Linked DNA regions of Homo sapiens: all the other regions are linked to region 2. The links are chromatin loops, found by intact Hi-C in ENCODE. Cell type or tissue: endothelial cell of umbilical vein. All regions are shown on one strand.

What was found. A loop is a pair of places that touch in the nucleus more often than their neighbours do. Peaks named below come from ENCODE experiments on the same cell type or tissue, not always from the same donor. Only the 100,000 strongest peaks of a DNase experiment are listed, where the experiment ranks them.
Region 1: a loop joins it to region 2, with 9 times the contacts of the local background. A loop is called at or near these places in 19 of 110 quality-filtered maps.
Region 3: it touches region 2 in a loop (16-fold over the local background); 71 of 110 quality-filtered maps call a loop at or near these places.

What each region holds. Positions count from the first base shown.
Region 1 is chr2:11,230,963-11,238,962 of GRCh38, reverse strand. ROCK2 (Rho associated coiled-coil containing protein kinase 2) reads left to right here. Exons shown (of 33, transcript NM_004850.5): 5 at 3,001-3,261. It also overlaps the pseudogene RNU6-1081P. Among named protein-coding and RNA genes, the nearest start is that of SLC66A3, 79 kb to the right of the region's middle. In endothelial cell of umbilical vein, a CTCF peak has its summit at 4,457 (motif pointing left); a DNase peak (open chromatin) is centred at 4,412.
Region 2 is chr2:11,128,585-11,136,584 of GRCh38, reverse strand. It overlaps CIMIP5 (ciliary microtubule inner protein 5), which reads right to left and starts at 3,457. Exons shown (of 3, transcript NM_001371321.1): 1 at 2,994-3,457. The coding sequence starts at 3,250. It overlaps FLJ33534 (Putative uncharacterized protein FLJ33534), which reads left to right and starts at 4,409. Exons shown (of 9, transcript NR_040080.1): 1 at 4,409-4,570; 2 at 7,487-7,601; 3 at 7,699-7,864. RefSeq lists enhancers at 5,802-6,302, 6,303-6,803 and a silencer at 6,444-6,753. In endothelial cell of umbilical vein, a CTCF peak has its summit at 3,805 (motif pointing left); DNase peaks (open chromatin) are centred at 3,774 and 7,784; H3K4me3 peaks cover 619 bases; H3K27ac peaks cover 579 bases; H3K27me3 peaks cover 387 bases.
Region 3 is chr2:11,443,282-11,451,281 of GRCh38, reverse strand. It overlaps E2F6 (E2F transcription factor 6), which reads left to right. Exons shown (of 7, transcript NM_198256.4): 5 at 1,156-1,270; 6 at 3,508-3,655; 7 at 4,759-6,907. The coding sequence ends at 4,805. Among named protein-coding and RNA genes, the nearest start is that of E2F6, 19 kb to the left of the region's middle. RefSeq lists a silencer at 1,694-1,955. In endothelial cell of umbilical vein, a CTCF peak has its summit at 4,401 (motif pointing right); a DNase peak (open chromatin) is centred at 4,421.

The DNA.
Region 1 (8,000 bases), 100 kb before region 2:
AATTGCCCTGGCACCTTTGTCAACAAATTTATTGATCATAAATACAAGGATTTATTTCTGGGTTCTCAGTTCTATACAACTGTGTTCAATCGATCTATGTATCTTTTCATATGCCAGTACTCATATCTCACTGTGTTGCGCAGACTGGAGTACAGTGGTGCAATTGTAACTCACTGTAAACCTCAAAATCCTGGGCTCAAGCGATCTTCCCACCTCAGCCTCCCAAGTAGCTGGGACTACAGGTGTGCGACCATTCCTGGCTAATTTTTAATATTTGTATAGAGACACAGTCTCACTTTGTTGCCCAGGCTGGTCTCAAATTCCTGGCCTCAAGTCATCCTCCCACTTAGGCCTCCTCAAGTGTTGGGATTACCGGCGTGAGCCACCGTGCCTGGCCAGTATTGTCTTGATTATTGTAATTTTGTAGTAAGTTTTGAAATTGGGAAATGTAAGTCCTCCTGCTTTGTTCTAGTTCCAGATTGTTTTGGCTCTTCTGAGTCCTTTGCATTTCCAAATAAATTTTAGGACCTGCTTGTTGGTTTTTGGAAAAGACCCACTGGGATTGAGATGGAGATTGCATTGAATATAATGATCAATTTGGGGAGAGTTGCCATTTTGATAGTATTGATTCTTCCAATCCGTGTACATGAGGTGGTCTCTTCATTTATTTTCATATTTCCTTTAATCATTTAAACATGTTGTACACTGACACACACAACAGACACACACACACACACACACACACACACACACTCTTTCTCAATTTGGTAACCAGCCTTATCATGCTTTCCTATTTCTTCCTTCTCTTCATCCTGATGCCTTCCATTTTAAAATTATGTCTCACATAATAATCCTCTTACTTGGATTTATTCCTTTTCTCCCCGCTAGTCAAAGTCTCACTCTGTCGCCCAGCCTGGAGTGCAGTGGCACGATCTCGGCTCAGTGCAACCTCTGCCTCCCGGGTTCCAGCAATTCTCCCACCTCAGCCTCCCGATTAGCTGGGATTACGGCATGCGCCACCATTCCTGGCTCATTTTTGTAATTTTAGTAGAGATGGGGGTTTTGCCATGTTGGCCAGGCTGATCTCAAACTCCTGACCTCAGGTGATCTGCCTGCCTCGGCCTCCCAAAATGCTGGGATTACAGGCATGAGCCACTGCTGTGCCCAGCTATTCTTCATTTTGTCAAACTATATTCTTGAATAATTTTTTTGAAAATGGTCTGTCAATTATAAAATTTCATTTTGTCATCTCCTTTGTTTTCTTGTCTGCCATATTCTAGAATCAAAATTATTTTCCCTCAAAACTTTGAAGATATAGCTATGTTGCCTTTTATATTCAGTATGTTGGCTGAGAGGTTTGTTGCCAATATGATTTTATGTTTTTGTGTATATGGCATTTTTTGGAAACAGGATTTTTCTCTTGGATTTCTGAAAATTTAGCCCTAGCTGTGTAAAGTATCAGTTTCATTTAGAGGTTTTCTTGATCTTAGATTTTTAACTTTACTCATTTCTAGAAATTTTTGTTTACTATTCCTTTGTTCTAGTCTACATACTCTCTAGAACTACTTTTAGGTAGACGTTGGTGCTTTTCTGACATTGCTCTGTATTTCATCTCTTACTCCTTCAGTGTGTTCAGAGAACATTCATTTTTTCAGTTTTCTAACTGTAATGTTTGTCTATCATCAGTCATATAGTGAATTCTTAGACTTCAGGGTTTTTTTGGTCCTCATATCAGCCTAATGTTTAATTGATGTGACATCTGTTACCCTTTTGAGGGTATCGATTTTACATATATTTTTTGTTTTCTTTTGAGACAGAGTTTTGCTCTTGTTGCCCAGGCTGGAGTGCAATGGTATAATCTCAGCTCACTGCAACCTCCGCCTCCGGGGTTCAAGCAGTTCTCCTGCCTCAGCCTCCCAAGTTGCTGGGATTACAGGTGCCTGCCACTACGCCTGGCTAATTTTTTATAGTTTTAGTAGAGACGGGGTTTCACCATGTTGGCCAGGCTGGTCTCGAACTCCTGACCTCAGGTGATCCACTTGCCTCGGCCTCCCAAAGTGGTGACATTACAGGTGTGAGCCACCACGCCTGGTTGATTTTACATTTTTAAAGCTGTCTTCGGTTTGTCCTATTAAACATTTCCTTGAGTATTATTTTTGTTTCTCAAATTGCTGTTTTCTCTATTTCATGATGTTGGTTTTTCTCAAATATTGATTCTTAGTTTTATCTTTTCCCTGTTTGTCTGTGGAAGACTTGTGTTTGCATTGCTTGTTTCTGGGAGGGGTGTGACATACTGTTTGGTAGAATGTACAGATAGGTTTTCTTCAGACATTGTGGTTTCTCTGTCTGTTTGGGGGGTCAGTAGCAACCTGGACTGGTATCTTCTTTCTCTGGTCCCAATGCTACTGCTATAGTCTCAGTAAACTGAATGTCTCTTGTTTATCATGAACAAGGTGATGGGGAAGGGGAGAGAAGAGTTACGCGTCTTCCAAATATGGCTACCAGTGACTCATTCTTTCCATTGATATGGGGCTTATTCCCTCTTCTTGTGTCCGTTGAATCTAGTATCTCTAGATTTTTTTAAATTGCTCCTACCTCCTCTGCTCTTTTCTGTGTGAGTTAGGTGCAGTAGTTTGTTCAGAAAGCTGTTTTTTTTAAATTATAGTGAATTCTTCTGTCATTCTTTCACCTTTAATGTTCCTTATTCCTGTTTGTTTCTTTCTTAAATGTTTCTATTTAAATAGTTTCTTTTGTATTGTGTTCTCCATGAGGGGAAATATTCATTTATGCTTGAATAAGGTACCCATATAAAAATTTTGTCTGATACTGTTTATCCATTACATACGCCTGAGTCTAAAATAAAAGATCTCATAAATTTTAGTTTTGGTTATAAAATAGTTTGCCTTTTTCAATAGTAATAATAGTTTTTTAAATTTTTGTTCTGATTATGATTTTTGGTTTGGGTTTTTAAAAATTTTTCCTTTTCCTTTTGTTTTCCAGCTTTTTTATGCCTTTCAAGATGATAGGTATCTGTACATGGTAATGGAGTACATGCCTGGTGGAGACCTTGTAAACCTTATGAGTAATTATGATGTGCCTGAAAAATGGGCCAAATTTTACACTGCTGAAGTTGTTCTTGCTCTGGATGCAATACACTCCATGGGTTTAATACACAGAGATGTGAAGCCTGACAACATGCTCTTGGATAAACATGGACATCTAAAATTAGCAGATTTTGGCACGTGTATGAAGATGGATGAAGTAAGTAAGCAAATTATTTAAAACGATAGTGTTTTGAGGGACAGAAATAAATGAAATACTTTAAGTCAGGTCTTCATAGTTTTGAACAAAGGTAAATTTAGTTTTCATAACTGTATAGCACCCAAACAAGATATAACCAACTTAAAACATTTCCTTAACCAACTTAAAACATTTCTTTTGTAATCATTTATGTAGCTGTAGAGTACTTATCAAGAGAAATAAAAACTTAGCTTAGTTATCTTCCTCATAGACTGTTGACAAGCATTTGCTACCAATCAAAACCGGTTCATATGTATAATTTAGGTGAAGAAGGACACAAAATCTAAATTAAGGTAAATAGGTATTTTCACCACCATTGTTACTTCTGCATTTTTTTCTTTAAGAGGAGGTAAAAGTAAGTAAAGAAATTTATGTTACAACCTCCTCGTCACTCCCTCTGCATCAACCACACAGAATAAATTTGGGAACATCATCTGTTCCGATGCTTTACCTGTTGATCAATTCATATTATGATTGATAGGTTCAGTGGCATTAACCTCGTAGCTAATTATGATACTGATTTATTTTGGTTGTAAAATTTATATATCTTGCCCTTTTCTCTGTAAGTGTGCAGTAAGTAATTCTTGATGGAGAGGGATCGGTTCTGTTTCCTTTGTATTACCCTGTTGGTCCTAGGAGTCGACTTATAAATGTTAATATATATTGACAGCAAACTGTATTTCATCTTTTGTATGTTTTTTATAACTTTCCAGTATGCTTATAAAGCCAATCTTATTTCTTGGTAGTTACCTAGTCAAATGTTTATTTTGAGTTAAGGTAATTTTCTCTCTACCTCTTAACTTGTTCATGCCACCTGTATGACATTCACTTTTATTGATCATTCTACCTTCATCAGCATTCCAACTTCTAAGCTCATCTCAGATTTTACCTCGGCTTTAAGGTTCCTTCTGATAATCCTGACCTGACTGATCATTCTTTAATGTCATAATGTCCATAATTTCCTCACATAGTCAGAATTTGTGCTATACTTTATGGGCCATTTTTGTCTATCTTAATCTATCCAGCTAGAACTTAATATCCCTATATATTTTTGGTCTTTTTGATAGAGTCTGTTATATTCTGCAACCCTTAATCAATGTTTAATAGGTGGAGTTTTTTATTGTACCCAAAGCTCCCTCTTGTGGTATTTGGTATAATATAGTGTGAAATGATTAACAGTGCAAATTATCTTTAATGAAAATGAAGTATGAAATAATTTCCTAATAGAATGCTAAACTTATGTCTGCTATACATAAGAGAAGATGTTTTTGTGTTGTACTTCCATGAATGTATTGCGATTTTCATTAAACCAAAAACTTTTGGCACTAGGGTACAGACAAATAAATCATACCACATATTTTTAGGGAAGATAAGGGTGGTTAAGGAGAGCAAGGTGTAGAGAAGAAGAATATGGGGAACGGGATAGAATATGGTACCTACAGAATAATTGTATAAGCATGTAAGCAAATACTTAAATTGTCTCTTTATAAGGCAAAGTAAAACATGGCCTAATTTTGTTTACTATTTTTACTTTTATTTATTTTTATTTATTATTTTTAATAAATTTAAAAAATATGGACTGCTTCAAGAATTTGCATGTTATGCTTGTGCAGCGGCCATGCTAATCTTGTCTGTATCATTCTAATTTTAGTATATGTGCTGCCTAAGTGAGCACGGTTTACTGTTTTTAAACTCAGATACAGACAGTTGAGTTAATTATACTCCTTGGTTCATAGTTTATTGTCATGAGTAGTCAACACGAAGGCCTCATCTTGCTTTTATTTTATATTTTCCTCCATTCAGTTTCTGTCTCATTCTGTCTTTCCTCTCCCTAATAGATAGCTAGTATATGTTCACCATACGTTTTTGCAGATTATTAGTATAGTGTACTATATGTTCTTAGCTGGTATAAACAGTATCTTGATATAGATGTCATTTTGTTTGCTGTTGTTACTCAGCATTGTTTTTATATCTCTCCCTGATGTCAGTTAGTTCATTGCTTCTTTCTGCTGCTTAGTATTCCATAGTATCTATCAATCAATTTACCTTATTATTCCTTGGATGTTCGATTTCTAGGTCACCTCCAAATCCCTGCTAACAACAATACTATCTTGAACATCTTTATATATGTCCCATGTATATGCTTACAGGGGGTTCTCTAAATATAAACATAGAAGTGAAACTACTACATCAGAGGGTACATAAAGAAAGAATTGCCCGATCTCCAGAATGGCTGTGAATGTTTCTAACTACTTACTACTAGTACATGAGAGATCTTGTCTCCCCATATCCTTGCTAACACTTACTATTCAGTTCTCTAAGGGTTACCAGTTCCGTTGATATACAGTAGTATCTTTAAACAATTATGTTCATCTTATTGGACTAAGGTTGCCAAGAAAAAAATAAATAAGATTTGTAAAAATTACATTAATCTTTTTTTGTTGTTATTGTAGACACGGTCTCCTCTATTGCCCAGGCTGGAGTGTAGTGGTGTAATCATAGCTCACTGTAGCCCGAAACCCCTGGGCTCAAGGGATCCTCCCTCCTTAGCCTCCTGAGTAGCTGGGACAACAGGCGTACACCACCATGCCTGGTTCATTTTTTAATATTTCATAGAGACAGTATCTCTCTATGTTGCCTAGGCTGATCTCAAACTCCTGGGCTCAAGTGATCCTCCTGCCTCAGCCTCCTAAAATGCTGGGATTACAGGTGTGAGGCACTGTGCCTGACCAGTTATGTTAATCTTGTAACTAATGATGACAAACCTCTCTTCATATATTTGTCAGTCATTTCTGTTTTGTGAATTACCTGTTTATATCTTTTAACTCTTTTAAATTGGTTTCTTGTTCATGTACAGGGATTGCTTATATAATCTAGATAGTGATTCCATAGATATTGCTGATATCATCTTCCATTGTGTTACCCATCTATGCCTTCCTTTGTTTGAATAGAACTCCTTCATTCTGATGTAGTCAAAGGTGTTCTTTAACAAATACTGAACTTTTAAAATGTTGTTTTACCCCAGATCTCCATTCCTCAAGCAATACTAAGGATAATTATACAATGTTTAAGAACAAAAGAGTTTTTTATTAAAAACTATAGTACATTGGATTTATAATTTTCTATTAGTTTTTAACATGAATAGTCTTATTGCAAGTTTAAGGCTCAACACTTCATGTGCCTTTGTTTGATTATTGTTACTATACCAAAGCCATTAGAAATGTCCATAGTTTTGGCCAGCTGTGGTGGCTCACACCTGTAATCCCAGCACTTTGGGAGGCCAGGGTGGGCAGACTGCTTGAAGCCAGGAGTTCGAGACCAGCCTGGGAAACAAGGTGAACCCCCGTTTCTACTAAAAACAGAAAAATTAGCCAGGCGTGATGGTGCATGCCTGTAATCCCAGCTCCTTGGGTGGCTGAGGCATGAGAATTGCTTGAACCCAGGGGGTGGAAGTTGCAGTGAGCCGAGATCGTGCCAGGCCACAGCCCTCCAGCCTGGGCGACAGAGCAAGACCCTGTCTGAAAAAAAAAAAGAAATGTCCATAGTTTTATTCTCATCCACTTACAGAAGGGACTGTGACTTGGTTTTATACAGCTTACATGCCAGAAATAACTTTTACATTTTTAAAAGTTTGTTTAAAAAAAAGAAGAAAAATATGTGACGGAGACCCTGTGTGGCCCACAAAGCCAAAATATTTAGAGTCTGGCCCTTTACAGGAAAAATTAGCCAATACTTTATCTATAATATAGACATATATGCTCAAATTATTTTTCAGCCATCCTGACTTCCTATAAAATGTTATGCCATGGATAAAAGCAAAAATAAAATACAACTATAAACTTACAAGGACTAAAATGATTTGTCACTATCAGAATTAAGAGTAATAGTATCTCATTAAATTATATAATTGATAAATTGTATATTACACAACTTTCTGGATGCAGTTGCCATCACCCTTATTCTCTCAGGAAAAAAAAAACTTATCTAAATGTGAGTGAGAGTCACATTGTAAGATATTTATATGTAGATGTGTCTCAGTAAAAGTTGAGAGCTACTGCTATGTTGGGTGTACTCTTTGCGTGTCATGCATTTTATAGCAACCTTTACCTCCTTTTAAGACCACTTTATATGTTAGTATTTTAAATTACCTGAAGAGGCCAGGCACGATGGCTCATGCCTGTAACCCCAGCACTTTGGGAGGCTGAGGTGGGTGGATCATCTGAGGTCAGGAGTTCGAGACCAGCCTCGCTAGTATGGTGAAACCCCATCTCTACTAAAAACACAAGAATTAGCCGGGCATGATGGCGCGGGCCTATAGTCCCACCTACCTACTCAGGTGACTGAGGCAGGAGAATCGCTTGAACCCAGGAGGCGGAGGTTACAGTCAGCCAAGTTCGTGCCACTGTGCTCCAGCCTGGGTGACAAAGCGAGACTCTGTCTCAAAAAGAAAAAAAAAATTACCTGAAGAAAAAAAAAAATTACCTGAAGACGATTTTTATCCATTAATATTCTAGCATATACCATTTGACTAAATAGAAGATATAATTTTTTAAAAGCTAACTGGTAGCTTTTCTTTTTAAGTAATTTTTTTAAAAAAAGGTATGCATTTTCAAAAGGTTTCTCAGATTATTTTAAATGTATCATATTAAATATGTATTTGCTAAATGTATTTGATGTATTATGGCCCAAAATATCATAAA
Region 2 (8,000 bases):
TCCTCATCCTCCCCTTCTGGATGGGTTTTTAATGCGCAACTCCTGACTCTCACACTCAACTACCTCCTGGGCAGCTCCATCTAGACGTGGTTCAGGCATTTAAAACTCACCAGAACTCAGCATCTTCATCATTTTCTTCTCCTCCTTATTAATTATTCAAGCTGAGACCTGTCATCCTTTACTCCTTCCTCACCTTTCCTCCCACATTTACTCAGTTTGTAAATATTTTCTGTCATTCTGTAAGTTGCCTTTTCACTCTGTTAATTGTTGTCTTTGCTGTGCAGAAGTTTTCACATGCAAAAGAATGAAATTGGATCCTTTCTAACATGATACATACCAATCCAGTCAAAAACATAGGAAGAAGCTTCATGACATTGGTCTTGGCAATTATTCCATGGATATGCCACACAAAGGACAGGCAACAAAAGCAGATAGACAGATGGGATTACATCAAACTCAAAAACTTCTGAAGAGCAAAGGAAACAAGCAATGAAGTGAAAAGGCAACACACAGAATGGGAGACAATATTTACAGATCATATTTCTGATAAGGAGTTAATTTCCAAAATATATAAGGAACTTCTACAACTTCGTAGCACCAAACCAAATAACCCAATTGAAAAAATGGGTTAAGGACTTGAATAGATATTTCTCCAAAGAAGATAAATAAATGGCAAATAAATATATTAAAAGATGATCAATGTCACTCATCATCAGAGAAATGCAAATCAAAACCACAATGAGGTCAAACACGGTGGCTCACACCTGTAGTCCCAGCACTTTGGGAGGCTGAGGCACGTGGATCATCTGTGGTCAGGAGTTCAAGACCAGCCTGGCCAGAACTTGCAGTGAGCTGAGATCACCCCACTGCACTCCAGCCTGGGCAACAGAGTGAGACTCTGTCAAAAAAAAAAAAAACCAAAAAAACCCCAAAAAAAACCAGCCTGGCCAACATGGTAAAAACCTGTCTCTACTAAAAATACAAAAATTAGCCAGGCATGGTGGAGGGCACCTGTAATCCCAGCTACTCAGGAGGCTGAGGCAGGAGAATTGCTTGAACACAGGAGGCAGAGGTTGCAATGAGCCGAGATCACACCACTTCACTCCAGCCTGGGTGACAGTGTGAGACTTCATCTCAAAACAAAACAAAACAAAAAATCACAATGAGATACCACGTCACACCTATTAGGATGGCTGTTATCAAAAAACAAAAGACAATCAATGAGTGTTGGCCAGCGTGTGGAGAAACTGAAATGCTGAGATACTGCTGATGGGAATGCGAAATGGTGCCACTGCTATGCAAAAGACAATGGAGGTTCCTCAAAAAATTACAAATAGAGGTACCGTATAATCCTGCAATCCCTCCGATATGGTTTGAATGTTTGTTCTCTCCAAATCTCATACTGAAATGTGATCCCTAGTGTTGAAGGTAGGGCCTAGTGGGAGGTGTTTGGGTCACGAATGGCTTCGTGCCATCCTTGCGGTAATGGATGAGCTCTTGCTCTATTAGTTCACAGGAGAGAGCTGGTTGTTAAAAAGAACCTGACACCTCCTCTCTCTCTGTCTCTCTCTCTGTCTCTTGGTCCCTCTTACCATGTGACATGCCTGCTCCTCCTTCACCTTCTGCCATTATTGTAAGATTCCTGAGGCCCTTACCAGAAGCCAAGTGGATTCCAGGACTATGCTCGTACAGCCTGCAGAACTGTGAGCCAAATAAACCTCTTTATAAATTACCCAGCCTCAGGTGTTCCTTGACAGCAATGCAAAATGGACTAAGATATCCATTTTTGAGAATTTCTCCAAAAGAACTGAAATCACTCCCATGCCCATTGTAGCACTACACATAATAGTCAAATGTGGAAGCAACCTAAAAGTCCATTGACAAATGAATAAAGAAACTGCACACATATATACATTCACCCTTAAAATGGGAGGAAATTCTGCGATATGCAACAAGATGGATGAACCTGGAGGACAGGATACTAACAAAACAGACATGGAAAGTCAAATATTGCACAATTCCACTTCTATGAGGCACTGAAAATAGACTCCTGGAAGCAAAGACTAGAATGGTGGGTGCCAGAGGCTGGGAGGAGGGGGAATGGGGCGTTGCTAATCAACGGGTATGAAGTTTCAGTGGTGCAAGATGAATGCATCCTAGAATCTATCAGGCTGCTCACTTAAAAATGTAATCGAGATCATGCCATGTTCCCGCTTAAAATCCTGGATGGTGTCTCCTTTGGAAAAAATGCATCCAGACTTTTATAAGGGCTGGGGTGGCCCCCGCTGCTCCCCCTCATCCTGTGGCCTTCCTCACTCCCTGTGCCTCAGCTACACGAATTCTTTGTTTTGTTTTTTAGATACATCAAACTCTTGGCTCCTTCTCCTATTTCATGTCTCAGCTTAAATGTCTCCTCCTCAGAGAGGCCTTCAGCCGGCTCTGCCCCCGACCCTGAACTGTTTCCTTCTTACCGCTGGTCACACTTCATACAGATTTGTACTTGTTTGCTTCTCTGCTTGCTTTTTGGCTGCCCTGTCCTGAGTATGAAGGCTCGGTGGAGCCATGGCCAGGTCTGTCTAGTCCCTTGTTGCAGTCTGGTCTCGTTTCAGAGCGGCTCATGGGTATTTTTGGTTGAATGAATGCATGAAGGAGCATCCTTTCCCCGAGTCAGGTCAGACAGCCAGCTCCTCTAACCCAGACTAGGCCAGCAGGCTCCAGCTCAAGGGATTACCGGCCGCGTCGCAGTCGGAATGAACGAGGTGGGGCTGCTCTGACCCAGCGGCATCTGGTCTTGGCTTCCATCTTCCTCGCTTCTTAGGCTCAGGCTCGGGTCTGGCTCTGGGCTGGGCTGGTGACCCACCTTCCCCCGGGCATGCCATGCCCTCTGTCCCTCAGCCAGATCATTTGCCCTCCCATCTCCCTTTCTCCAAAACCTTCCCCAACTTGCAGTCAGGCTGCGGAGTCAGGGTGGAAAAGGGAGGGCAGGTACTCACCAGCGCTGCTGGCCCCGCCGCTCGGCCTCCAGGAGCTCCCGCCACAGCTGGTCCTGCTGCACGCCATCGCAGGCAGCTCCCTGAGCCACCCGCTGCGCCTTCAGAGCCTGGGGGGCCTGGCAGCCACCAGCAAGACCCCTGCTGGCCATAGGGCCACCCCGGGCAGCTGGGGAGACCGAGGCTGGTGGCCTGGTGGGGGGCAATCGGTACCCAGCTGATGTGGTTCTCTGGAGCCCAGGGGTGGGGTGGCTCCCCATGGTGCAAGTGTGTGTGTGTGTGTGCGCTTGTGTCAGAGAGAGAGAGAGAGAGACCTGTGCCTGAGCTCAGCTCAAACCTCCTCCTGGAACACTCTGTCCCTCCTAACCCCGGGAGAGCCTGGGCAGGGTCCTCCTCACTGTCCCTTTAGGCCTCGAGCTCAGAGTGGCCGATGGGGACAGGGCTCTCCGGGCTGGGGAGAGCATTTGAGCCCAGTTTCGTTTTGAACTCCCGCCTGTGCTGTGTTGACTGTTGTCCTGGGAACGGACAGCTCCTAGGAAAGGGGCGGGCCCCGTGTGTGTGTGTGTGTGTGTGTGTGTGTGTGTGTGTGTGTGTGTGATCTGAGCCCTAGGGCTGGGGGGCAGAGAGTTCCTGACTAGATGCCACGCCCAGTTCAGCAGCCCCCTACCCCAAGGCCGGAGTCCTCCGCACAGGGTGGGGGAGGGGGAGGGAGCAAAGCTGGGGCTCCTGGGGGCCACCCCCACCATTATTGCACTTGCTTCCGGCAGCCCGTCAGGCCGTGGGGCGATGTTAGTCCTGTGCTGCCCCCTCGTGGATGCTGCGAGGCTCGCAAGAAATGGTGGCCCTGAGGGCGCTTTGGGAATTGTGGATCAGGCATCAGTGTGAAGCTTCCTGCTTGTTTGGGAACGATGGCGGAAGTCATGAGCTTATGTTGGGCGAGGAAAATGAGTGCAATGCACTAGGAACATCCACTCTGTCTGCAAACCCAGAGCGTTCACACAGCACTCTGCTTTATCTGAGACCTCCCAGCCATGCCTTTCCAACGCCATTCTACAGATGAGGAAACTGAGGCCCTTACCGGCAAGATTAAGTGACCGCCCACGGTCACACAGTCAGTCACCAGCTGAAAGGAACAGTGAGAATCTGAGGGCTTATGGTCCGAGCCCTCAGCCCTGTTTCTGCTCTAACTGGGTACAACCAGGCTCCCTCCGTGGCAGCCTCTCCTGGTCTGGCTCAGCTGAGCTCCATGGACGCCCGCTGCTCTCATCACTTCTGCCTCCTGCACTCTCTGCTTCCGGTTCTCTGAGTTTTGTGCTGTTCCGGTAGGTGCTGGCAGATTCACAGTTCCTTCCACGCAGCTTCTCTGTGGGTCCATTCAGCTGGCGCGCTGCTTCCTATCTTTGTAAGGGAAGAGCTAAGTGCAGACAAAGCCCTGACGAATAGAGGCCTGCGCAGAGTGCCCGGGGTGCAGGGCAGCAGGGCAGCCAGTGAACCACTGAGCTCGCACTGTAGCCAGTCCTGTGTGCCCCTGCTGGATTCTGCTTCTATGAGGGAGGCAGCAAGGAGTTGGGACTTCACAGGTGAAAGGACTTGCCAGGTAGAAAAACTGGGGTGACCACAAAAGCTTGGATGCAAGAGAGAGCCTGGTATTTTGGGAGATGTGGGGGAGGAGACAAGGACGGGGGTGGCAGGGCACATGGGGGCAGGCCCCGGGGTATTTTCCACGGTATCCTGCACCCAGTGGGGAGATACCGATGGGCTGTGAGCCCCAAGGGAGCTGCAGGGAACAGAACCATCAGGACAGGGGCAAAAAACAGGTGAGGTCACCATTGCCATGGCGTGGTGTGGGTGAGCAGTGGCAACGAAGCCCCTACTGGGCTCGGGCGGAGGGCTGGCGTGGAGAAGACAGGGCTGAGAGCCAGGCCAGAAAGAGCTGCCAGCTTCGTCTTCCCACACTTGCATGAGGACGGAGCTGAGGGATGGGACCTTTTGGAAAAACATTAGTCTAAAATCAGAGCTGCAGGCCTGGGACTCTGTCTCTCCTCTGTTCCTCCCCTTGGAGCTGGGATGACACAGGGTGGCATCTAGTGACTTAAATTTTCCTGGTAAAGATGAGCACAGCAGGAGTGCGGCGGGGTGGGCCTCTGTGAGCTAGGACCCTGGGTCAGGCTTTTCTGAGTGCTGTTTTCGTGGAGGTGTCTGTGCTCCCTGCACTGCGACGACAGGTTCCTGCCATGCCCAAGGAGCAGCGGTTCTGGCTTCCCTGAACCCCCAGAAGGCATCCCGTGAGTGTCTTTAGAGAGGACGGTGTGTCCTGGGGGGTCCTTGCTGTGTGTCCTGGGAGGCTTTGTCAGGCTGACCGCAGGCTGTGGCCCTGAGCAGCTGGGAACAGCCATGCAGTTTGCTCAGATACCTCCAGCCCTGGCCACAGGCTCCAGACACAGGGACCAGGGCAAAAAAGGCCAGCAAGGGCATCTGTGACAAACCATCACAACTGATTGAGTTCCTGATGTATGTAGAGGCTGAATAGTTCAACGGATTTTTTTTTTTTTTTTTTTGAGACGGAGTCTCACTCTGTTGCTGGGGCTGGAGTGCAGTGGTATGATCTTGGCTCACTGCAACCTCTGCCTCCCAGGTTCAAGCGATTCTCCTGCCTCAGCTTCCCGAGTAGCTGGGAATACAGGTGTGCACCGCCACACCCAGCTAATTTCTTTTGTATTTTTAGTAGAGACAGGGTTTCACCATGTTGGCCAGGCTGATCTCGAACTCCTGACCTCAGTTGATCCACCTGCCTTAGCTTCCTAAAGCGCTGGGATCACAGGTGTGAGCCACCGCGCCCGGCTGGAGGTTGGTTTTTAAAAATTAAAATGTAATTTAAAAACCATTTCAGACCGAGAGTTGATAGAGGGCTGGACTGATGTGTGACAAAGCAAATACAATACAACGTAACTGCAGAATCTAGGTGGTGGGCGTATGGGTGGGCATATGTTGGGTGTCTGCCCTACCATTCTTTCAACTTTTCTGTATGTCCGAAAAATTTCAAAATAAAATGTTGAGGGGGAAAAAAAAACTCACCTGCCAGTCCAGGTCAGTCACTGCCAGTCTCTTTTTACATGTCCTTCTGCCTGGAAAAACATCCAAATTCACTCTGGGTGAGCCTCACTGCGCCCCAGCCTGGGAGGACCAACCCCGCCCTGCCCCTCCCGCCAGCTCTGAGGCTGGCCTCACCTGGGGATCAGGACACCGGGTTCCAGTCCCTGCTCTGCCAGTGACTTGCTCTGTGCCCTTGAGCGAGGGCTCAGGGCACACCCACATTTTGTGGTCTAACTTTATCTGAGACTTTCCAGGGGAGCACAAGAATCCCTGCGTTTGGGAGGTTGCTGGAGTTGTCTTTTATTGGGTTTTCCTCACCCCAAAAGGCGTAGCAAGTTTAGGGCCTTCAGCTGGGCGAGGCAGAACGTTCCAGCCCAGGCAGCCACAGGGTGGCCCCACCAGCCCGGGAGCAAGCACACCTGCGATGCACAGAGCGAGGCGAGGCTCCGCCCTGCGAGCCAGCCCCGCCCACTTCCTGTAGGCCCCCGCCCCTTCCCGGGTCGGCGGACGAGGGAGGGTCGCGAGCTCCGCCCCGTTCCGCCGGCGCAGGGCTCAGGGGCCCCGGAGCTTGGGAGCGCGAGGGAAGGAGCTGAAGGGGCGGGTCCGTGGGAGGCGAAGGCAGGGGAAATGTGTGTCTGCATTTTTTAATTTGCAGGGGATATTTTCCGTCCCCTTTGTCCCGTAAGCCTCTGCTTTTTGGATGAAAACGTTGGCTTTACCACCCTCTCTCTCCTTCCCGCACGCGCACACCTTGAAGGCATCCTACCAGGCGGTGACCGCAGAGGAAGCACCCAGAGCCACAGTTCTTGCCTTGTCAGCTGCTCCCACCACGTCCCCAGAAAGCTCCGGGTTCGTCAGAACAGCAACATTAAAGGAAGGCCCAATTTATCTATGGAAAAATCCGCTCCGGCCTTCCTCTTGTAGCCCCAACCGTTTTCACTTCTAAGTAGCCGCTTTGGGTCTTACTTGTTGGTTGTACAGTTGCTGTCAATGTGCCTACCATTTTGTACCCAGCTTAAAATTGTTTATTTATTTATTTATTTATTTAGAGGCAGAGTCTCGTTCTATCACCCAGGCTGGAGTGCAGCGGGGCGATCTCTGTTCATTACAACCTCCGCCTCCCGGGTTCAAGCGATTCTCCTGTCTCAGCCTCCTGAGTAGCTGGGATTATAGAGGTGTGCCACCGTGCTCGACTAATATTTGTATTTTTAATAGAGACTGGGTTTCGCCATGTTGGCCAGGCTTGTCCTGAACTCCTGACTCAAGTGATCTGCCTGCCTTGGCCTCCCAAAGTGCTGGGATTACAGGCGTGAGCCACCATGCCTGGCCAAATTTTTTTTTTTAATGTATCAGCAATATTTTTTCATGTTTCTCTTTATATATATATATATTTTTTGACACAGGGTCTTACTTTGTCGCCCAGGCTGGAGTACAGTGGCATGATCGTAGCTCATTGCAGCCTCCACCTCCCTGGGCTCAGGAGATCCATCTCAGCCTCCTGAGTAGCTGGGACCACAGGTGCTTTATAATCTTTACACATCTCATTGTAGCCAGTTTCTTAGAGTTGATGCATGATAATGTGTTTAACCAATTTTTTCTCTTCTTGGGCATTTAGGTTTTGTTCAGGTTTAGCACAAGCTGTGATGAATATCTTCAAGCCTCTGCTTCCTGCTGTGGAATTGTTGCCAAAGGACACATTCCCAGATGGGATTACTGAGTCAGAGGAAGTGGACATTGAGTGGCTCTCAACAGACAGGCTGTGTTGCTCTCACAGTGCCCAGGTACCACCAGCAATGTATACACATACAGGAAGCGCCGGCTTCCCTGTTGTCTTGTTGCTGTGGCGTGTTGGGGTCTCTAAGACCACCCTGGGTTTGTTGATTGGCTAGGAGAACTCGCAGAACTCAGCATACAGTG
Region 3 (8,000 bases), 310 kb before region 2:
TGGCATTTCTTAGATTAAATTCTGGATGATGACCTCAGGGGTACAGTACCAAACCAAGGTTGATGGTACCACTTAAAATGGTGAGTATTCATTTTTATAGTCTGAATACTATAAGGATAATAAAATATTTGTTGGCTTTTGTGAAGTTCATGTTTTTCCTAGAAATTTGTGAATGGAAGTTGATTTCTGAAACAGTGAATTGCCATTGAAGTGGTGCTTAAACTGCCATTTGTGTCCACAGAAGCGCGTTGTTGCTTAGTAGCAGTTTTGCTTTGAAACTCAGTGTCTCAGGGAGCTGGGGGGTGGGGCTGGGGGAGCCTTGTCTTTGGTACTGACCTCCTGGGTGTCTTAAACCTATATGCTGTGCTGTTCCCTGTGGCACCCTTTGAGGGGCTCACTGATTCTGAGCTATCCCATACCTCATATTTACTTAAAACTCTCTCCAGCAGTCAAAAACCTCTATTCCCACAGTACAGGTACTGGAAGGAAAAGAAAAAATAAGCACCAACATTACTGCAGCCAATCAGAAAAAAAAAATGCTAGAGAAATCCAGTAAATCACTTAATTGGTAAAATTTGAGGCAACACAGTGAGACAAGACGAAAAAGACTCAGGTAGTGAGATGGAAAATAATTTTGGATGAAGTAACATCATACATGATAGTCTTGAGAAACTTAATCTCTAAGTCGTTTATGCCTTTTTATAGATTTTTTTCCATCTTTCATTTTAGGGGATTCTTGTCAAAGCCCTGAGTGTTTTTTCTCAAAGTTATAGTAAGATCTAGCTTACTATACCTGAAAAGGGAATAGGGTGAAAATTTGAATTTCTTTATGTGGTGTATTTGTGTTAGGGACTCAGACTTTATTAATATTTTTCTCCAGAAATTGCCATCATAATCATAATAGTAGAGCTTAAAGAAACTCTTTAGGTTGTGTTGTAAATATTGTAAAACCCTTCATAAAAATCTTAATTTTATGTGAATAATAAAGATTATCAATGAATTTTTTTTTTTTTTACTGCTTTCCTTAATGGTGAACTTGTATCTCATAAAAACTAAAAACATTCTAACATTACCCTTGCGTTAACTGAATTACTAGAGATAAATTACCTCCCCAGTAAACAGCATTCTGTGTAGAGATCCTTGACTGAGTTTTACACTAGCATATGTGACCTATCAAGACATTCATAGCATTCAGGCCTTCCATGAACAGATCGTCATTGCAGTTAAAGCTCCAGCAGAAACCAGATTGGATGTTCCAGCTCCCAGAGAAGTAGGTAACCCTGCATTTTTAAAAAGATTTAAAGAGGGATGAGGGCCGACTGCTTAGGCTGTGATTTATTGCAGTCATACTTAAGAGCCGTTGTGTGCACGTGCACTGTACATCCGATACTGCTCAAGGCACTTCACACATTTAACTTGCTTCAACTAACACAAGTCAAGTAGTCATTATTATCTTAAAGATGAGGAACCAAAAGCTCACAAAGATGAGTTAACTTTTTCAGGATCACCAGAATTCAAACCCAGTTAGTGTGGCTTCATAGTTTGCTTTTCACTATTGTACTGCAGTGCTTCTTAGAAGAATCACCAAGAATTGGCCCATCTTAAAGTTGCAAAAGTAAGGTCTGGTGTCAGCCAAGGCACTGGGGAATTAACAAACTCTTGAAAGACTGATGAATAAACCAGGACGCTAGGTTCTGAATTTAAAATGGAAAAGTAGGATTTCTGTGTAAATGAACATTATTTTTGTCAGCCGCCAGCTGCTCAGTGCGTTCTTTCCCTTGCAGAAAAATTTGCATTGAAAGATAATTGCATCAGAAGGCTGCTTGATGAGGACAGAATCAGAACCAAGGAATGTGGCCATTCTTGGGACACATCCTCAAGACTGACAGCCTTGATAGACCCATCGGTGCTCACAGTGCAGCCCTCTGCATTGCCCTGGGGGTTTGCCTCCTGCCTAGCGAAGAATATTTTCTTGACCTGTTTTTCCTTTTGTCCCCAGCAGACCACTGTTCAAGTGAGCCCTGTATTACTCCACAGTGTATGGGGTAAGGGCTGGCTTTCATTTACCTCAGTCACACTCAAGTTATGATTTCTTGGTGATGTTTCCTAGTTGTTTTATTTTTAAGAAACTGCCAATCAACACATCTTTACTTTGGGGCATAATAATTCATTCTGCAGAGACTAATGGATTTTTGGCTTTTCCCTATGCTGTGAGCTGCTTCAGACTGTAATTGCTAAATCTGGCTGAGCCTTTGATCATACCTGAGGCTTCTCTTAGAGTCCTATTTAAAGTCTCTGCACATGGGCCCTCTTGGCCAGAGCCTGACCGTGAAGATCTGGGGACCTAGTGTGATGGGTGGCAAACTGGCCCTCAGGTCAGATCCGGCCTGCTCCTTTTTCTTAGAAATAATTTGATTAGGACACAGCCACATGCACATTTGTTTACATATTGTTTCTGACTGCTTTCATACTATAGTGGCAGAGTTAAAAGGTTGTGACAGGGATAGTGTGACTTGCAAAGCCAAAAATATTTACCATCTCAGCCTTTATGGAAGTTTGACAACACTTAATTTAGTGGAATGTTATTGTTAAGAAATATCTATTAAATTGTACAGGATTTATCATTCAAACCAGTTGTGACCTGGCACTCTAGAAGCTGAGCACAGATGTTCTCTAGCCCACTTGTAGTACCAGGAAGTCATAGCAAGGGCAGGTGAGGCTCTGAGACCGTCTGAGAGGCTGCATCTCCACAGACTCACCCTGGTATAAGATCACAATGAGGTGTGGAGTGGGAGGGAGCAGTGGTGTATGTGTGTCTAGCCCAGGCCTAACTGCATTAAAGGGGAGAAAACAGACTTTGTTATAGTTGAAGCAGCTCCCAATTAAAGCAATCATTTATAACTGGGGCTGTTCCTTAAGAATTTAGCATAATTCCCAGTAGAAGCACTGAAGTTGCCTGATACCTTACGGAAAAAAAGTATTTTGATTAATCCTGAGGAAATCTGAAATCAAAGGATGTGAATATCATAATGAGTTAATTAGTCCTTTATAAATAATGTAAACGATTTTTTTGACATTTTACTTGAGATATATTTTGATCTTTTCCTGTTCTTTCAACTGGACAAAAGAATGGCCCTTCCATTATCTCAAGACCTGTTCATTGGTCTGGAAATCCAAGCACATATTTATCCTGTGAGACTCTAGGGTATTCTGGAGTTCTGTGTCATCAAAACACTGATTTTTGACTGAAATACGGCCTCCTTGAAGGGTCAGCTCCTGAGTAGAAAAAGACAGGCTCTTGAGTACTGAGGTTTTCACATGATAGCTCTGAAGCCATTACTGCAGGATCACATGTAGCTGTCTTCAGCATGGGAATTGGCCAGTGCTGTAATGTGACTACAGCTAAGGTGATTTTCTCAAATGTCTCGAAATTTTTGCAGTTCTAGTGAGTGAAAAAATATGATTTATTATTTCATTCATCTTGACGATTCCTGTGTCCTTTGCTAGGACTCTATCACAGTGCACATAAGGAGCACCAACGGACCTATCGATGTCTATTTGTGTGAAGTGGAGCAGGGTCAGACCAGTAACAAAAGGTCTGAAGGTGTCGGGACCTCTTCATCTGAGAGCACTCATCCAGAAGGCCCTGAGGAAGGTAAATATACCAGTGATTCTGACAGTATTTTAATTAAGCATGCATAATTTTATTAATGTGTATTATGGCCTTAAGATATTTTTACTCTTCCTAGCCACAAAAACATGAGTAAAAAATTACAGCATAACTCTTACTGTAGTTTAGAATATTTCTGTGAACATTATAGTTAAATTTCTGTAGTTTTGGTAGCAGTGAAAACTTAGAATTCTGTTTGGTCCCATGGTGATACCAACTTGCGATGGTCTCTGAATAGGGCAGGCTTTCAGTCAAACAGCAGCTCCACTCGGCCAAAGAGCCTGCCCATGACCTGGCCGGGAGACTTCCCCTTCTGCACATCTTGGAGAAGGGAAGGGGCTAGACCTGCTTGACCCAGGCAGTCAAATACCCACTCAACTCAGCCAACAGCCCACTCCACAAGAGTCAGTCCTCAGTTGCACATTTCTAAGGACGTCGCCTCTGGACCCATCTGGCCAGAGCAGTGACTCCATCTAACCTCGGAACCCAGCTTGCAGTGCTGTCCAACAGCAGATCCCAAATAGTGGAATTGCCTGAGCAGGGGACCAGCATCCTGTGACCGGCCTGGGCAGAAGCCATCACAGTACCCAGCCAACAGCTCCACCGACATCCGAACAAAGACCCAGCCAACTGGAGAACTTGACAAGCACTGCGGGCCAGGGTGGTCTTCAGGTGGCCCTTGCAGAGCCACAGGCTGGACCGATAGGAAGCTTTCACTGACGAAGAATACCTGTAATGACCAGAAGAGGGGGCTGTTGCCCACATGCAGACAACAGCACAAAGACACAAGGATTACGAAGACTGGGGGAGTCGTGACGGCTCCAAAAGAAACTAATAAAGCCCTAATAAGGGAAGGTTTCCTCCATTCTCGGACGGGTGCTTTCAGGTACAAGTTAGAGTTCCAGTTTATTCTTGAGAGGCTGAAAAAATTAGCCTTATGCCATTAACCTGAGAATACGTGTTCTTGACCAGGCATCTTCAGGGTTTTCTGAAGTAGTCAGATTGTGTATTCTTTTACGTATTTGCCTATCAGACCTTCACTTAGGTGTATTCACTTAGGTGTATTTCTCTCTCGTGTTCTTTTCCAGAAGAAAATCCTCAGCAAAGTGAAGAATTGCTTGAAGTAAGCAACTGATGGCATTTGAGAATTTATGTATCACTGAGTTTTTTGGGAATATCTTCGTGGAGAATTACGCATCAAATTTGATTCTCAGAGCAATAAATTATCCATGAAGTGCTCTCGTTCTCAGTAGCGGCATCATGGCCAGTAGTGTCTTTGAGGAGTTCACCACTTAGATTACTGAGTAATTGTGGTTTCCACATTTGAAAACAACTCCTTTTATAATTATTCACTGCTTTTTGTCAGTGAAATAGACATCTTGCCTCCTGAAGTAGCTTCATCACAGAGTGTCATGAAGACAGACAGTCAGGCTGAAATGGACAGTTCTTTGTGGACTCTACCCTTCCCTTCAAGGAGTATGTCATATATCACAAAAGAAATTGCCTTACACTGGTTCATGTTTGCAGTTACTGTTGTACATTGCATAGATGTACACACGAATTTAAATGTGATGTCTTTGTATATATCTGTATAATGTTGAGATTACTTACGAAATATGTCTGAGTGACACTTTTCACCCTTGTACAGCCAAAATAATGTATATATGGAAAGTGACAGACAAATTCTCTAATCTCTTTGGTACCTATAACTTATTAGAATCCTCTGGATGAGGGTTAGAAGAGACTTTTTCCAAACTTCTACATGTAGAAGTATCATAAATGTGCTACACATTTATGTTTGTGGATTTAATTAAAGTATTTTAATATGGTTTTCAGTGCTAAAATTGGAGTCAGATACTTCTTGGTTTTAAGCTGTCTACCTAATTGCTGTCTCCCAGCAGACTGGTGGCATGCCCAGTGGCTTTGGGGGCAAGGATAGAAATGCCATCAGGAAATAGCTGAATTCATTGTGAAACATGAATTCAGTCATGGTGATAATTGGAAACTCCTTTCAGGTTTTTGCAAGTAGATTTTGTAATGTTTGTGTATGCAGCCTTGCTGTTGAGTCAGTCCAAGGGGTTTTACTTAGGACAAGTTGTACCTTGCCCTCTCTCCAGCTCTGCTCCCACATTTTCACATACCTAGCTGTTTCTACCTCATTGGGTAAGTCATTTACCACTCTGTGCCTCAGTTTACTCTGTAGTTTACCATTAGACTGTGAGCTCCTTGAGGGACTTTGTCATAATCACTGTTACATCCCAGTGCCTCACACCATGCCTGGCCCTTAAGAAGTGCTCAATAAATGTCTGAACAAATAAGTGAGTGGAGTGAGTGAATTGTAAGATCAGAATAATAATATTTGGTTTGTCTATCGTACAAGATTCCTGTATCGTTTGAATATTGCTTTTAAAGAAATATTTGAAGCGACTTCAAATTCAGACTGTGTTTAAAAAGATTTAAAATCGGAATCCAAAATCAAAGTATTAAAAAATAATGCTGAGTGTTTAGGATTCACATACCTCTGAGCTCTGGTGGCTTTTGCCAGTCCTGTCCCTCTGCTGAGCACCAGCCCTTCCTGCAGCAGTCCTGCCGGTGTGTTTCTGTGCACCTGGGGATGAAGTGTGCTCCTCCCCCAGCGGTTAGCCTCAATGCTTTTCCTCCCTCTGTTTTATTATTTGAAATTAGCCAAAGAAAAGCTGCAGGGGGCACTGCTGATCATCACTGGACTGGTGGGTCGTACTGTTTGACAGAATAGGGAATACAGGAGGAGGAGCAAGCCTAGGGTAAAACTTAGGTTTGGGACATGCTTGATGAAAGCAAGAGTTGAGCAGGTTGTTGTGTGTATGTAGGTCAGGTGCTCAGCGGAAAAGTCTGAGCTGTGTAGTACGTCAGGCAGATGTCAGTTTAGATGCGATAGTTTAAGCCACAAGAGTAGGAGAGGTCATCTAAAGAGTACAGCAGGCCTAAGGGCATCTATATTTAAGGAGAAATACAGAAGAAGTCTCCTGAGAAGGAATAATGGGGCGGGTGGGGAGGGAGAAGGCAGTGTCCCAAAAACCAACAAAGGTTTTACCAAAGGTAATACCATCATTTCTGAGCAGCAGTTCCTTAACTTGTGAATGTGGCAAATGTTCTCCTTTACAAATTGTTCTGAAGGTAAAATGAGATCATGTAAACGAAAATCCTTTGTAAATTACAGATGTGTGTTATAAATGAAGTATCTCTCGAGTCACTCCATCTTCTGGCGTTGGGTCTCTGATTCTTAAAACGGATAAAATAAGCATGAACTCGTTTCTGGGCCCCTCCTCCTCACTAACCCTAACCTTTCCAACCTCACTGTCCCATCTCTGTGCGCACCGCTTCTTCCTTCAGAAACCTTGAGCGATCCGTGTTTCCTTCAGGCCGAAGTGCAGACTCTGGATATAGAAGGGCCCAAGGCTTGCTTACCAATCCTGCCTTGGTACCTGCCTTGCAGACCTTCACCCCAGTAAATTGGTCTCATCGCTACCTGAAGCACACAGTGAACTTTCCCATCTCCCTGCCTTTGCTCTTATCCTATCCTCTTCCTGTTCTCTGTGTTTCAAAATCGCATCCCTATTCTGGACCTGGCTTCACCCATGCCTCCCCTTTACTCCTACCCTGCATGCAGTTTATACACAGCACGCAGGTGGCCATCTTCCTTCCTCATAAGTTGCTGCGGCTACGTTCCCAGCTGCCATTCCATGTTGTCAGAGTGTAAGCTCATGTCTTAATAGGTATTTCTCATATTAATGTAGTGTATGATAGGGTTTGGCTGTGTCCCCACCCAAATCTCATTTTGAATTGCAGTTCCCATAATCCCCATGTGTCGTGGGAGGGACCAGGTGGAGATAACTGAATCATGGGAGCTGTTTCCCTACATCCTGTTCTCGTGATAGTAAGTTCTCACGAGATCTAATGGTTTAATAGAGGGCTTTTCCCTTCGCTCGGCTCTCATTCTCCCTCCTGCCACCATATGAAGAAAGACGTATTTGCTTCCTCTTCCACCATGATTGTAAGTTTCCTGAGCCAGCCATGCTGAACTATGAGTCAATTAAATCTGTTTCCATTATAAATTACCCAGCCTTGGGTATGTCTTTGTTAGCAGTTTGAGAATGGACTAATACAGTAAATTGGTACCACAGAGAGTGGGGTGCTGCTGTAAAGATACCCAAAAATGTGGAAGCAACTTTGGAACTGAGTAACAGGCAGAGGTTGGAACAGTTTGGAGGGTTCAGAAGAAGACAGGAAAATGTGGGAAACATTTAGAACTTCCTAGAGACTTGTTGAATAGCTTTGACAAATTGCTGAT